Linked DNA regions of Mus musculus: region 1 is linked to region 2. Evidence: chromatin contacts called from ENCODE Hi-C or POLR2A ChIA-PET data. All regions are on one chromosome and are shown on one strand. Each heading gives the region's core, a stretch centred on a gene start or an enhancer-like site at or near the end of the contact. The rest is flanking DNA. Distances are from core to core; before and after follow the strand shown. Region 1 overlaps Kalrn (kalirin, RhoGEF kinase). Region 2 overlaps Kalrn (kalirin, RhoGEF kinase).

Region 1 (6,085 bases), core at 1,648-4,147, 55 kb before region 2:
TCCTCTTTACTCATGATTGCTAACAGCTTAATGGGCGATTCCTCACTGAAGAGTTTGTAATGTATGAGAAGCATGCTGAGATAAGGAAACCAACCTCTCATAGTAAAATTTCAACTGCCACTGCCCGGCAGGAAAAGGTGGCACGTGGAGCCCCAGGCTGTGTTTATAGATGAATTCTTCATTTCCTTCATACTTTGAGGAGGGAACTTAGTTTCAGCTGCCCAGGATTCACCTGCTCATCATTCCATGTGAAATAGCCCTGAATCTCAGGACGAGTGAGCCGAAGCTGCAAGAATAGGATGGTTGGTCGTCACCCAGGGAGATGCAAGCCCACCTTCCCTGCTCATCACGTGAATCATGATCAATATGTAACAGACAGAAGGGGAAATCACTCATTTTTTGTGCTGTCTTGGAATATCACTACACAAGACATGAAGAGCTGTGAAGGCTCTCTCTCAGGGTAACTAAATTTTTCGTGGCACAGCCTGTGTCTGTACTATGCTAGGTGTTTGATGCTGGTCTACTTAATCAGAGAGGTTGAGGGTTTCCCACACTCGGCCAGATGGAACAGCTATGCCTTTCACCCTAGTCTTCTTGACTCCTGAATCTCATCCTTTGCAGTCTGCTAAGATGCTGGACAGACTCCTCATGTTGACCCACACTGTAGCACAGCAGGAATTACTGCTTGAAATAGTAAGTAGAATCTTCCTAGGCTGGACCCATAAACATCACTCAGTGGGAATAATTCGCCTCTGACTATCAGTTTGATCTCTCTCCTTGTGACATCTCTTAAGAGAACATACAGTTCCCAGGCTGCAGAGCAGCTGTCCCACCTTCCCTGGAGGCTTAGAGAGCAGGGAGGGCTTGCATCTCCCTGGATGACAACCAACCATCTCCTGGTCTTGCAGCTTTGGCTCACTTGTCCTGAGAGTCAGGGCTATTTCATGTGGAGTGACTCTCGAGATCTAATTCGTGTCCGGGGAGTCCCCTGTGGCAGTGTGCTAAGGAGCATCACCCACCCATTTAAACTGAATTGTGGCTTGTTTTGCAAGCAGTGTCCTGGAGGGACCTTCAACAGAGTTGTGAAGTGGGGTTAGTCTGCCTCACCACCACCTTCTCCTCTGTTATGATTTTTCCTGGGATTTTCTAGTTCTGAATATGTATCTTATTCTCTTGAGGGCTGGTGAACTTATTCCCAGATAACAGGAGTTGTCTTTTTGTCCTAGATATACCTGAGAACCAGGGTGTCCCCACCAATCTCAGTGCTACCTGCTAGTTCTTCATCCCTTGTCACGTGTCCCTTCCTGGCCTCTTAGAGTCACTCTCTATCTATCTTCCTGGCTCAACAGTCAGTGGGTTTCTGCAGCCTCTGGCAGAAGCCTGGGGTCCCCACCTGCAGCTGAAGCTGTCCATTCTATCAGTGTAGCTTTTCTGAGGTGCTTCACAGCAGCCCACCCCTGAGCCGAGAGGTCCACCAGCCTCTGCTGCCTTTTGTTTTCCAGGTGAAACTCTCCTTTCCCCACATGGTGTGCCTTTATTCCCATCTCCTGGACATCCTCAGCCTAAATCCACTAAGTCCAGGTCCAATCCCTTATGTGTGGAAGCAGCCATTCACCCTTTAAACAGTATTATGATTTTTTTTTACACCTTGCTTGACACTTTTTGTAGTGCCTCGCTAATTATTAATCTTCACATCATTTTATCTTCCTAGTCATAAATTAATTCAAATCAAAGCGTCTTTCATATACCACTGCCTTCTGTACCACCCAGTGCGTGACAGATGTTGGCTGCTGACCACCGGGTCCTATGCTTTCTGTTCACTGCACTCTCGGGATGGTCATAGCTGGTTCTTGCTTCAGCACTCTTCCTTTATGAACCCTGCCTATTTTCAGCTGTTCAGCATCTCTGTACATGTTCTTTTCCGGAGTCTCTGCTCACACCTCCCTTTCTTAGCTCAGTGTCTCAGAGAGGCAGCATGGGCTAGTGGAGGCTCTGCAGGCTCAGGGTTTATACCTCAGTTCTGCGGCACAGCTTTGAGCAAGTTTCCCAGTCTCCCTCATGCTTTGCCAAGTCCCTACCCCACTGTTCTCAGCCCCACCTTTTCCAGGCAGCTCTTCCTAAGTATTCCACAAGGTACTCAGCTCTACCTTCACCTAAACCCTGTATTGTGTGCAGTGTCAAAGACATAGGTGTTGTATGTGAACGACTGTTTGGTGTGAGTCTCTCCATTGAGAGGTCAGGCGCCTGAAGCCCTGAGATGTGAAATTAACCTGCCATGGTCTTCCCAGAACAGGCCCAGTGCTGAGCCAGGTCTTGCACACAGCCCCAGGTCACAAGGATATATCTGTCATCACTGAGCTGGCCCCTGCATTCCACTGGCACATGTCTTGCTTCAGCAAGGGGCCATCACCTCCTACCCCTCCCCATGCTCCTGCAGGTGACGGTGAACCTAGAGGAGCTTAGAAAATACTTACTGGCTAAGCGTCTCTAAGCATGTGAGCTCTATCCCCCGTGGTGGGCTCTTATGTTCAATCTTATATTATGTGTCCCTTTTTGGTATCGGTACGAGTCTACTTATACTGAAGGTTAATTTCAAGCTTCCAAACAAGGGCTTTTCTGTGGTTCCTGGGGCTGTCCTCATAATCTCCTAACTGCCCCCTGAGAGCAAATGCTGTGGTACATGCATTTGTGTGAGCCTCTGGGGGTGAGGCCTGCAGGTGCAGCCTCAGCACTGCTGTGCACCCCACTTTGCCTCCCACTCTGTCCTCCTCCAGCCTCCCCCACACCCGGCTCCACCCCCCACCCACTCCTGCGCCATGCTGCTTTCCCTGCTCCATGCTGCTCTTCCTGCTCTGGCTAAGAATAAATCATCACGGTTGCATAGCAACCAGTTTGGTTTCCTATACTCCTCCTTCTCCTCCCACAAAAGTGCTTCAGCTCTAAATTTAAGGTAGTGTGTCAGGAGGTTCTGTTACCACACAGAGGCCCTGGAACCCCCGTCTTGCTCCTCTATAGCAGCTGGCTCTATGAAGATCGGAACTGTGGCTGCTTTGTTCACTGTGCTGTGTGCGCCCCCCCCCCCCAACCGTGGTACAGGTCGTGGTCCCAGGCACACACTAGGTATTTAATATATACCAATTTGATGGTGAATGGATGAATCATCTTTTTCAGAATCTTACAGTTGAGAGGTGCTCCTGGGAAGGGGATATCTCAGATGGGCCCACAGGGTACCTCTTTGGTCCGGATGCTACCCTTCTCCTTTCCACCATGTGTGCTCTCATGTCTGCCTGCATTTGGACGATGATGTTGCTTTTCTTTTTCCTCCATGCTGATGGTTTAGGCAAGCCACACAGTTGATGGAGCCCCGTAGGAGGAGCTAGTCAGTTGGGGCTTCCTGAGTCCTGCATTGGAATGGAAGTCAGTCAGATTTAACTCTTTGGTGCCTTCAGGAAGATGAGCCTCTGTGAGCAATGGTGTCATAGTTCCCTGGGTTTGAATCTTGACCCTGCTGCTTGCAAGCGGGGATGGTCTGAGTACAGCCCAAAATTTAGCTCATGAATTATAAGAACTGAAGGAGGGAACCTACTAAGAAACAAGGGTCCTTTTCCATTTGGGTGTGGAGGCAAAATTATCCCAGAAAATGCCTGTTAGTGCTGGTGATAGAGCATCATCAATATGCAGGCAGGCAGACCGGAGGGAATAAAACAAGCAACATTTAGCAGTTCTGATGTTTCCAAAGCTTCCAGTGATGACTAAAAAGCTCCAAGTTCAGCAAGGAAGTCTGTGGTTTCCAACTGTTCTTAAAGCAGGGTAGATATCCTGAACAAGTACAGGAGTATTTTCTGATGTAGGGCAAGTCATGTGAACAATGAAACCTATTAGGTGGGTAGGAAGGGGAGACCCGAGGAGTGTCTGGTGAAGGTGCTTTCCCAGCGTCTAAGGCATTTTCTCTCTTCCTTTATTTTCCACCTTAAAAAAAAAATGTGTTGGATTTCACAGCTGATTCCCCAGTTTCCCCGTGTTCATCTCCTTCTAGATACCCCCACACAGCATCCAGATTATCTCAGTATGCGGCTCAAGGAGTGGGAAGGCCAGGATGCAGAGGGAGAATGACAAATTCAGGGGCTCCTCCAGGTCATGAAAGCATTGGGGTGGGGGTCTCTGACAGCCAAAAAATAATAGCATCCCCAAAAGGTATCCAAAGATCAGAAGCTTGGGCAGCCCCAAAATCACACTGCTGGTGTAGCTCATGAGTTCAGCCAACCTTTCCTTGCTCCTTGACACGGGGCGGTCGATACTTCATGAGGCCTTGAGTTTGTTACCTTTGTCTGCCCTCAGTAGGCAGCTGGCATCTCTCATCCCCGTCCCTGGCCTCTCTGCCCTGGAAGTCTGCAGTCTCAGACACGATCTTGGACTTAGAAGCCTCCAGAAAAACAATCGATGAACAACCATTAGATTAATAAGAAATAAATGAGATGAAGTGTTCGCATCCTGTGTGAGCAGAGGCCAGTGAGGCTCAGGGGCCTTCTGGGTGTGCGTTTCAGAAAGCCCCAAAGTTTGTTGCTTGAAAAAGGCAAGGATGAAGCAAATCCATGCTTTCTTAGAGCACAGTATTTCAAAGCAGCCTCCTCTGCTTCAGACCCGAGAGAAGACAAAGAGGGATACATCCTGGCTGGAGCTTGAGGCTAACCCTTGGGAGAAGACCCTCTAGGGTAGGGGTGTGTAGGGACAGAAGTCAGGACCAGCTTCACATCTGCCCCAACTCCTCACCTATTAACCCAGTCATTTGTCTTCTGAGCATACATCTAAGGACCTTCTGAGTTCTTAGACTAGTCGCGTGGAATAATCTCTGCGACTGAGGTACAGGCGTGAGTGTTTAAAATGTTTTTCTGTCTGATTTTACTGTCCGGTCTGAGTAGCCAACCTCTTTAGAATGCCTGGACCTGACTTCCAGTGCAATTCACTGCCCTGTTTTGGTTAAAATTGTGCATACATTCCCAGTGACACAGTGAAGATGTGGCTTGCAGCCCTTGTGACTTGCTGGCACATTGTGACCCTTTGCATAGGTGCTTATTGGACAGCCATCATGTGCCAGTGTTGGAGTGACACTGAGAGATTAGCCTGACGGTATCCCCGGGAAGTAAATTAATAGATGTTCTCCGTTTGCTCGCATGTTTATCTAGAGAGGCAGGAGTTGATGAATGGCACTTTCTGCAATTTATTCTGTCTTTTCCTTCAGTAGAAAAGAAGCAGTGACCATATCTGTGCATTTCAGTTAAGTGGAGATGCATCCAGTAGTGGGGGAAAAAGAGAGACGAGGCTCAGACAAACAAGGAGGGATGCCAAGGGACAGAGTGTCCTCCTGGGGCAGGTCTTTACAAACGCACCCATTAAGTTGTCTAAACTGTGAAAAGGTAAAAGTAAATAATATGTCTGTTTAAATCTTTAGGTTGTCAGCAGGTAATTAAGCTCCCATGAGGTGTCTGGTCATATTCAAGGCCCAGTGGACATGGTCCTAGCACTGAGAGAGTTTGAATCTAAGTGAGGAATTGAAGTCAGGATGCAAAGCACAGAGACTTTAAACCTTGATTGTTAACGTTCCCCTGGCTGTCTTGGAGGAAGGAGGTGCCGAGTGGAGCTCCCTGTCCACTGCAGAGCTCTGCCAAATGCTTGCTGCCAGCTAGCGGTGAGGGGGACAGAAATGGAAAGGCTGTATTTAGAAACTTCACACCAGTTTGCAAAGTAACGTGTCTGTTGAATCTAAAAATTAAGAAATTAGAGCTTAAATGTTGTTTTTAAAATTAACACTCCTCTGGCAGTGTTATTTAATTTTTTCCACTAAAGTATTAGTTGATGACAGATTGTAATAAAAGAAAAACAACATAAAAATTCAAACTGATCATTCATTGAAGTTTCACTTGAGGAGTCCTGGGCTGAGGTAACTGGATAACAGAGATGTCTAGGCAGGTTAGAGAGGTGCCAGAATATAGAGAAAGACAGACAACTTGTCACTGAAAAGCAAGGAAGAATGTGCCTTGAAAACCCAGACCTTTTCCTGCCCAGAGTTCTAGGACCATAAATAGTT
Region 2 (6,645 bases), core at 2,153-4,652:
AGCCCTAATAGAATAGAGAGACGGGAGTCTATGGAGCTAAAGCTATAGATCATGGGTGACTGTTGCACTGATCTTCTGAGTTGGGCGTGGCCTCAGGGCAAATCTTCAATACCACACTACATTCTGCTGCTCACTCTTGGTTCTCCCAGGGTGAGCCTTGGCTGGCTTCCCATTTCTCTGCTTTATTTGCAATAGGAATGCTGCCTGCGAGGATTCTTATTGGCTGGGAAGAACAAATTCAAGGTACCTGCAGATGCTGTGTCTAATGTGGGCCAGTTTTCACGTACAGTGTCTTTCTTCTGTGTGGTCTCACAAGACAGAATGGACAGGCAAGATCTCTGGCTTCTTCTTCATAAGGAAATCAAACCTAGTGATGAGAACTTCACCCTCATGACACAATCTCCTTGCCTTCTCACATACCTTCTAGAAATGCAGAAAGACCACATCCAATGCCTGGGACTCGGAATCCTTGAACATCTTTATTCCAAGACTTTTCTGGATCTGCTCTACACGGCTCGTCCTACTCTGAAGAGTGGGTGTGGAGAACTCTGTGGTCACTGCTGGGAAGTAGTTCGGTGGCAGACTGCTTGCTTAGCAGACCCAGGATCAGCCTCCAGCACCCCGGAAAAGGGAAGTTAGAAATAAGAAATGTATGGGAAACAGGAAGGATCAGTGTTTTGTATTTACCTGCTTGAGATTTTTTTTATGAAGAACTTCCCACTGTGCCAAGGCACCATGTCAGAGGTTAAGAAAATAATATCGAGTTAGAGAACCCTTGCAAAAATCGTATGTGGAAGGAGAACTGAGCCACTCCCATGGAGTTCCCTGCATGCTCTACTGTAGGAATGTACGGCTAGCCTGAACGATATGAATCTACTGCAGCATGCCTTGCAGATAGCTGTCATTCTAGGAGGGGTTCTCAATGAGGGTGGAGTGAGGCAAAGAGATAAGGGTGGTCCCAGGAGGGCCATGTTCACTCTTGGGTTGGCTGTTTTAGTTCATCCTAGCACAGTATATGGATGCTGGTGGGATTCGGAGGCTCTTAATCTTTTCAATACTGCATGGAATTTGATTTCCCCATGATGTCTTTTCCTTCTGCAGACAAGGGAAAGGAACACCATAAGGGAGGGTGCAGCAGCAGCAGCCGGCAAATAGGCAATAAGCAAAGACTGAGGAGAGGTGCAGCAGAAAGAGCAGTGGGCTGACTCCAGAGGACTGGGTCTGAACCGTGTCCTACCACTTATTGTAGACATCTGGCAGGTCACTCTGCCTCTCTGAGCCTTTGCCTCTTTGTCTATGTACAATGGGGATCTAGCTCATCCCTACCGATAGAGTATAGCCACAGTAAAAGATCACACGGATGGCATACATAAGCATTTATATCTCTGTTTGGGAGCCCGGAAAAGTATGAGCTCAAGACTCTGTATCTGTTAAGGACTTGTCCTTCCTGCAGAGAACCTGCTTCATGATCTCACATGGCAGGACAGGAGCTAGTCCCATTGATGTGAGCTTCACTGTCATAGTCCACATCACTCGCTTTACAGAACCGCGGTGGAGAATTCATGAACAGGTGCATGTAAGCATACCTGCATGTTGAATGGATGGGAACATGTGTGGAAGCCTGTGGGGTTTACAGGAGTCTAGGCTGTACTTTTTCAGAGCAGAAGGTCAGAGCTACTGAACATATTTCTCTTAGGGCATAAGGGTCCTTGGTCCTTCTAATTTATAAATCTGTGTATGTGGCACACCAGCTGTGTACTTAATGTCTATTTCTTCCCTTACTACACAGAGTGAAAAGTGAAGCACTTAGGAAGGCTATATGAGACACAGGATAGATATATAGATATCTATAAATTAAAGGGAAGGTCTTCTCTTCCTAAACAAAGACAAAGTCACCCAAAGAAAAAGTTATTTACTGTTTGCTAATCTTTCTTCTGAAATAGGAATAAGATCCCAGGAGGTGCTGCAACCATCTTGTTACCAATAGATAAAGGCCAAGGATGGTGGGTTAAGAAAATAGCCACCCCTAAGTGCAGTGAGCATCAGCCCCACACTTCTTGTTGCTTATGACAAATAAGTTAGCCCACTACAGTATTGTTCTCTGCATCTCTCAGCCTAATGTAACCCTTTCTAATACAGACTTTGGAGGTCTGGGAAGCGTCAGCAGAATTTGGACTCAGAGGGTGGTGGAGACAGTGCTTCATGCTGGCCATTCTTTCCAAGAGAGAACAATGGCTCTCCTTGACTCCCTCTGGCTGAGCTCTTGGTCACTTCAGAGTCCTGGCACTTCTCTGGGAGGACTGGAGCCCTGGATATGTTTTCTTTTTGAAAATAGACACTGACAGTTTTTAGAGCTTTTACCTTTTTGAAAAAAAAAATCATTTTGGAAAAGAAAAATCAAAAACTGGGATTTCAAATGGTGTTCTCATCACGAAGTATTATAAGGTCTTATTGGGCAGAGGCTCTGCTAGGATTTGAATAGGTGAATGGGTGCGGGCCCTGTTCTCTGACCCATCCTGGGAGCTCCCAATCTGATGGAAAACTCTGTACATGAGAAAGCAACAGAATTTGGGGTGCTGTGTTTCTGAAGAATGTGGGGTCTGAGGGTGTGCACATTTACTTGAAATGAAGTATATCCATAAACATATTCAGGGATTTGCTATCAACGAACTCCTGCTCTGTCTGGGCTTGGGGGATCTTTGCTGAGGTTTGAGGACTCATAGATAAGTAGTGAGTCTTGGCTCTGCAGCCATGATGCGGACCATCTGGAGACCAGGCTCTTGCAGGGGGCAAGCTGCAGCCAGCTGGGGCCCAGCGAAGGGCCCAGGTGCAGGGATGGAGCAAGAAGTGTTTCCTGTCACATCTCATCGCTTACACCCAGACCCGGCTCCTTCCTTCCTTCACATTCAGGAGAAAACACAGCAGCTTTGGTGCTAGATGTGTGGGAAGTGTGTTTGGCATGTTTTCAGTGACAAGAAATGATTTTGAAATTTTAAATTAGGGAGAAAAAATCCTCAACGTGGTGATCTGGAACCTTCCCTCTAGGGGAACAATCGTGGAAAATAGTGGATCTCTCTGAAATCCTTCAGCCAGAGCTTGGACAATGTGGCTTTTGCTAATGCCTTCGTCCCCCCACCCATGGCATTGGCCCTGTCTCTGGTTAGTTGGTTGACAGATATAGCCAAGGCCTCCCTAGCACTTTTGGTTTTATTACATGTTCTTACTGCTCATATCCCTTGCCTTCTGGAAAAGAATGTAGAGTTGCTGCTGTAATTCTGAGAATCTCCAGAGCCCCTGTGGCTCCTGGTTCCACCATGGTCCTCCAGTGTTGTCCTGCTGCCGGCCGGCCGGCTGACTGGCTGGCTGGCTGCATCTCATTTCCAGGGTAGTGTGCCAGCTGGCAGGCAGGACCAGCAGACCTCTCCAGTCTCAGCTTTGCTTGGTTCCTTTACTCCCTGACACGTTCTGGTGGTGGCTCGAGTTCCATTAATGTTTTATTCCCTGCCCCTTGGAGCCTTGATCGGGCCCCTCTGGGGAAGTTCCCTTTCCCCCTTCCTTCTGGCTGCAGCAGGCAGGGGCTGGAGAGATCATTTCCTTTCCCAGAAACCCGATGTCATCTGTCATCCAGCTTCCAATTAGCTGAAGCTCCGTGCAGCAGTTAGTCTGGAGGTGCCAGTATTCTTCCTGACCAGGGCGGGAAAGTGCCCAGGGACAGTGACAGGCTGGCTCGTTATACTGAGCTGAATGGCAAATTTCTCATTAACCCTTTTTCCTGAGCTCTTTTGCAGAGCTTTGGGCCAAGATAGATCCGGTTTCTTTATGTTCATTGGCAGGGCTGGAAATTAAGACCCAGGGAAACTGGAAGTTTGCTCTTGTAGCCGACTTGGGGCTGAGACAAGCTGAAATCAGTGTCTCTTTTTTTGACTGCTGGTGCCTCTCCCTCAGCTGACCACTGTACTTGGTGGCAGCAGGAGTTGCTACGGCTCCCGGCTGCCACTGCTGGAGAAGGGAACTTGAGGGAGCCAGGTGGCAGCTAGGGTGTCTTTAAAGGCCTTAGCTTAAGGGCTCCCACAGAAGAAAAACATTCTAGTAGCAGGGCAATGATAGCAAGCGGTTCACAAGGTGGTGGGTGTATCCCAGGAGCCCAGCAGTTCAGCAGTGAGTCCTTCTGTGTGGCAGATGAGGATTCTGATTAAAGAGAGAATTTGCCTTGCAAAAACAGCCAGCATTTGCCAATTAGCCTGCCTGCCTTCCTTAGAGTCCTGCTGGATCTATTAAAGGTGTATTCAACCTGCAATCCTCTGCATGTCCTCTGTCCTAAGTTTTTCTTTTTCCTAGCTATACATGGGTCAAATTTACTTAGATTTCTCAGAGCCTTTAATTATCTTAATTATCATGATAGTTTTGTTTGCTCATATGTTTTTGTGAGTGTTTTGGTTCAGTTCTGGCAAACATGTACTTTCCTAGACTTATGAATGTAAATCTAAATACAAACAACAGAGTCTATATTTTTAAGTCATCTCCATTGATCTAGTGACCATTCAGCTTTGAGAACAGCTCTGAGCTACAAGCTCAAACAATAAGGTCTTCATTTTCACACAGGATTATTCTGCATAGATGGATTATTTACTTAAAAAGAAAGAGTAAATTCAGACTGGCTGCCCCCCCCCCCTAGCTCCATAAGATGCTGTATCGGTTAGCTGCATATCAGCTCAGCTCATGGTCATCTAATTAAGAGGCACTTTGATCCAAGAAGGTAAATCTTTTGCCACTGATCAAAGAAAAAATTCCAAATATTCGTTGTTGGCTTTGAAACACATCATGTGACCGTTCTCTTCTGTTTTGGATTATCTGTGGCTCTATATTAAAGTACTGAGTGAAGTTAGTGTGCTTGCTCATTACAGAAACAAATTGGGTTGGTGGGATGGCTCAGTGGGTAAGGGCACTTCCTGCCAAGCCTGGGGACCTAAGTCGATCCAAAAAACCCAGATGGTGGAAGAGTTGTCTCCTGACCTCCATAAGCACGTGTGGCATGCATGTGCAAACACATATACAAATACAAAATGAGTAATACCATTTTAAATTCCTAGCTTTTAACTTACCTTAAATGGTCTATGATGCCTTCTTCCATCCTTACTTGACAAACAACTCTTCCCGTTGTAGTCTTCACCCTGACTCCCCAGCGGAGCTGCCTTCTGTCTTGTGTGGTCCTCCTAGCTGCTTCTCATTAGCTCTCCGGGGGCTCCCGAGGGAGCTGTCAGAAGCACGAGTTGTGTGGAGGAGGGCGTGATTCTTCCTCGTCCTTCTTGTCTGCGTAGCATTGATCTTTACTTTTGAACTGATGAAGTCTCCAGCCAAGGGGCATTGGCTTTTTACTATTCCTGAGATTTCAGCCAGATAGAGAGCTTCTAGTACCACAAAGTGGGGCCAGATAGAAAGCCTAGGCAGTGATGTTTCTAAAGAGGAAGAAAAACCCTGGTAGTTGTGTTTGTAGCAGTTGCTGATCGCTATTGTGTAAATACTTGTGTTGTAGCAACTTTCAAGATACCAATCTGTTTATCAACCAGCTGGGGAAAAAAAAAAAAACTCTGAAAATAAAATTGTCTCTCTGCTGCTAGCATGAGCAGGCTCTGAGCATCACTGGGTGTAGTTAGCTGCTTCAGGGAGAATTCCAACCAGGTAGGATGCTTTACCCAGATGAAGAGCATCGCTGCTCTTCCTTCTAACCTGAGCTGTGTAATGCCAGGTAAATTATTTGTTGTGAGCCTCGGTCTCCACATCTATGAGATGGGAATAATGCCTATCTCAGGAAAGGGTGAGGGGATTTAATGAGATTCTTTCCTTTCTGTTTCCAGCAGAGGGGGAGAATGAAACAATTGATTATTGCCCTCCTCAGCACAGTGGAGGAGCTAGGGAGGCCAGCAGCTAAGTTTTACTTTGGGGGCCATCTGGATAGAAACACTCCATAGGAGTTGAAGATGCAGTTGCAGCCAGTCTAGGAAAGGCAAGGACCAGGACTTATGTTTGGGAAACAGAAAGATCAAAGTACTTTATGTTTTGATCATTCCCTAGAATGTATCCAGTGCTTTCTTGAGGGTCTGTCAGGGCGTCTGATCCTAGAGGGCATGATCCTGGAGGAACTCTTAGAGAATGTAAAGTAGCTAGCTACTATTCATTGTTACCAAATCCTTTCCAGGCCTTTTCTCTCCTATGCTGACTTGGACTCTCTCTGAGTTCTGAAGCTTTTGCACCCAGATTATTGACACACCCTTGTTACTTTTAATGAGATTATATTTGTAGGATAGAATAGCATAAGACGAACAGTTTTGAAATAGAGCTAAAAAAGCAGTTCGTAGACTCCACCATTAATAGTCTACCAAAAATGGTGCCAATAATGGCAGTGTTCTCTGCTCACTGCTCAGTACAGACTGGCAGCTAGGTTAGCAGTGCAGGTTAGCAGTGATGTCTTAGAAGCTTACGTGTTGCTCTGTGGCCCATCACAGATCCCTACTAGTCACAACGAAGGCCCCAATCTGCTATTGCTCAGTCAGTGGCTTTGCTCTCCTGCGTCTTAGAGTTCTCTGGAACCTTTGCCTCTAGCCTCTAGAGAACAGATAAAACATGGGAACTATCTTTGCCTCTAGC

The links. Hi-C counts contacts between places; a loop is a spot of excess contacts on that map. ChIA-PET counts read pairs that join two places held with the same protein, here RNA polymerase II (POLR2A).
Region 1: a map of left cerebral cortex shows a loop between it and region 2 (4-fold over the local background). The contact joins two enhancer-like sites. A Hi-C loop is called at or near these places in 1 of 37 maps with a recorded cell type or tissue (left cerebral cortex). POLR2A ChIA-PET finds 5 or more read pairs at or near these places in 1 of 5 experiments (embryonic stem cell).

The regions. Positions count from the first base shown.
Region 1 is chr16:34,466,428-34,472,512 of GRCm38, reverse strand. All of the region lies in intron 1 of Kalrn (kalirin, RhoGEF kinase), which reads left to right. Among named protein-coding and RNA genes, the nearest start is that of Kalrn, 45 kb to the left of the region's middle. Within about 2 kb of position 2,897, at least 1 of the 3 ENCODE cell types and tissues checked has a DNase peak (open chromatin) inside an H3K27ac peak, as active enhancers do.
Region 2 is chr16:34,410,996-34,417,640 of GRCm38, reverse strand. The region is part of intron 1 of Kalrn (kalirin, RhoGEF kinase); the gene reads left to right. Among named protein-coding and RNA genes, the nearest start is that of Kalrn, 100 kb to the left of the region's middle. Within about 2 kb of position 3,402, at least 2 of the 3 ENCODE cell types and tissues checked have a DNase peak (open chromatin) inside an H3K27ac peak, as active enhancers do.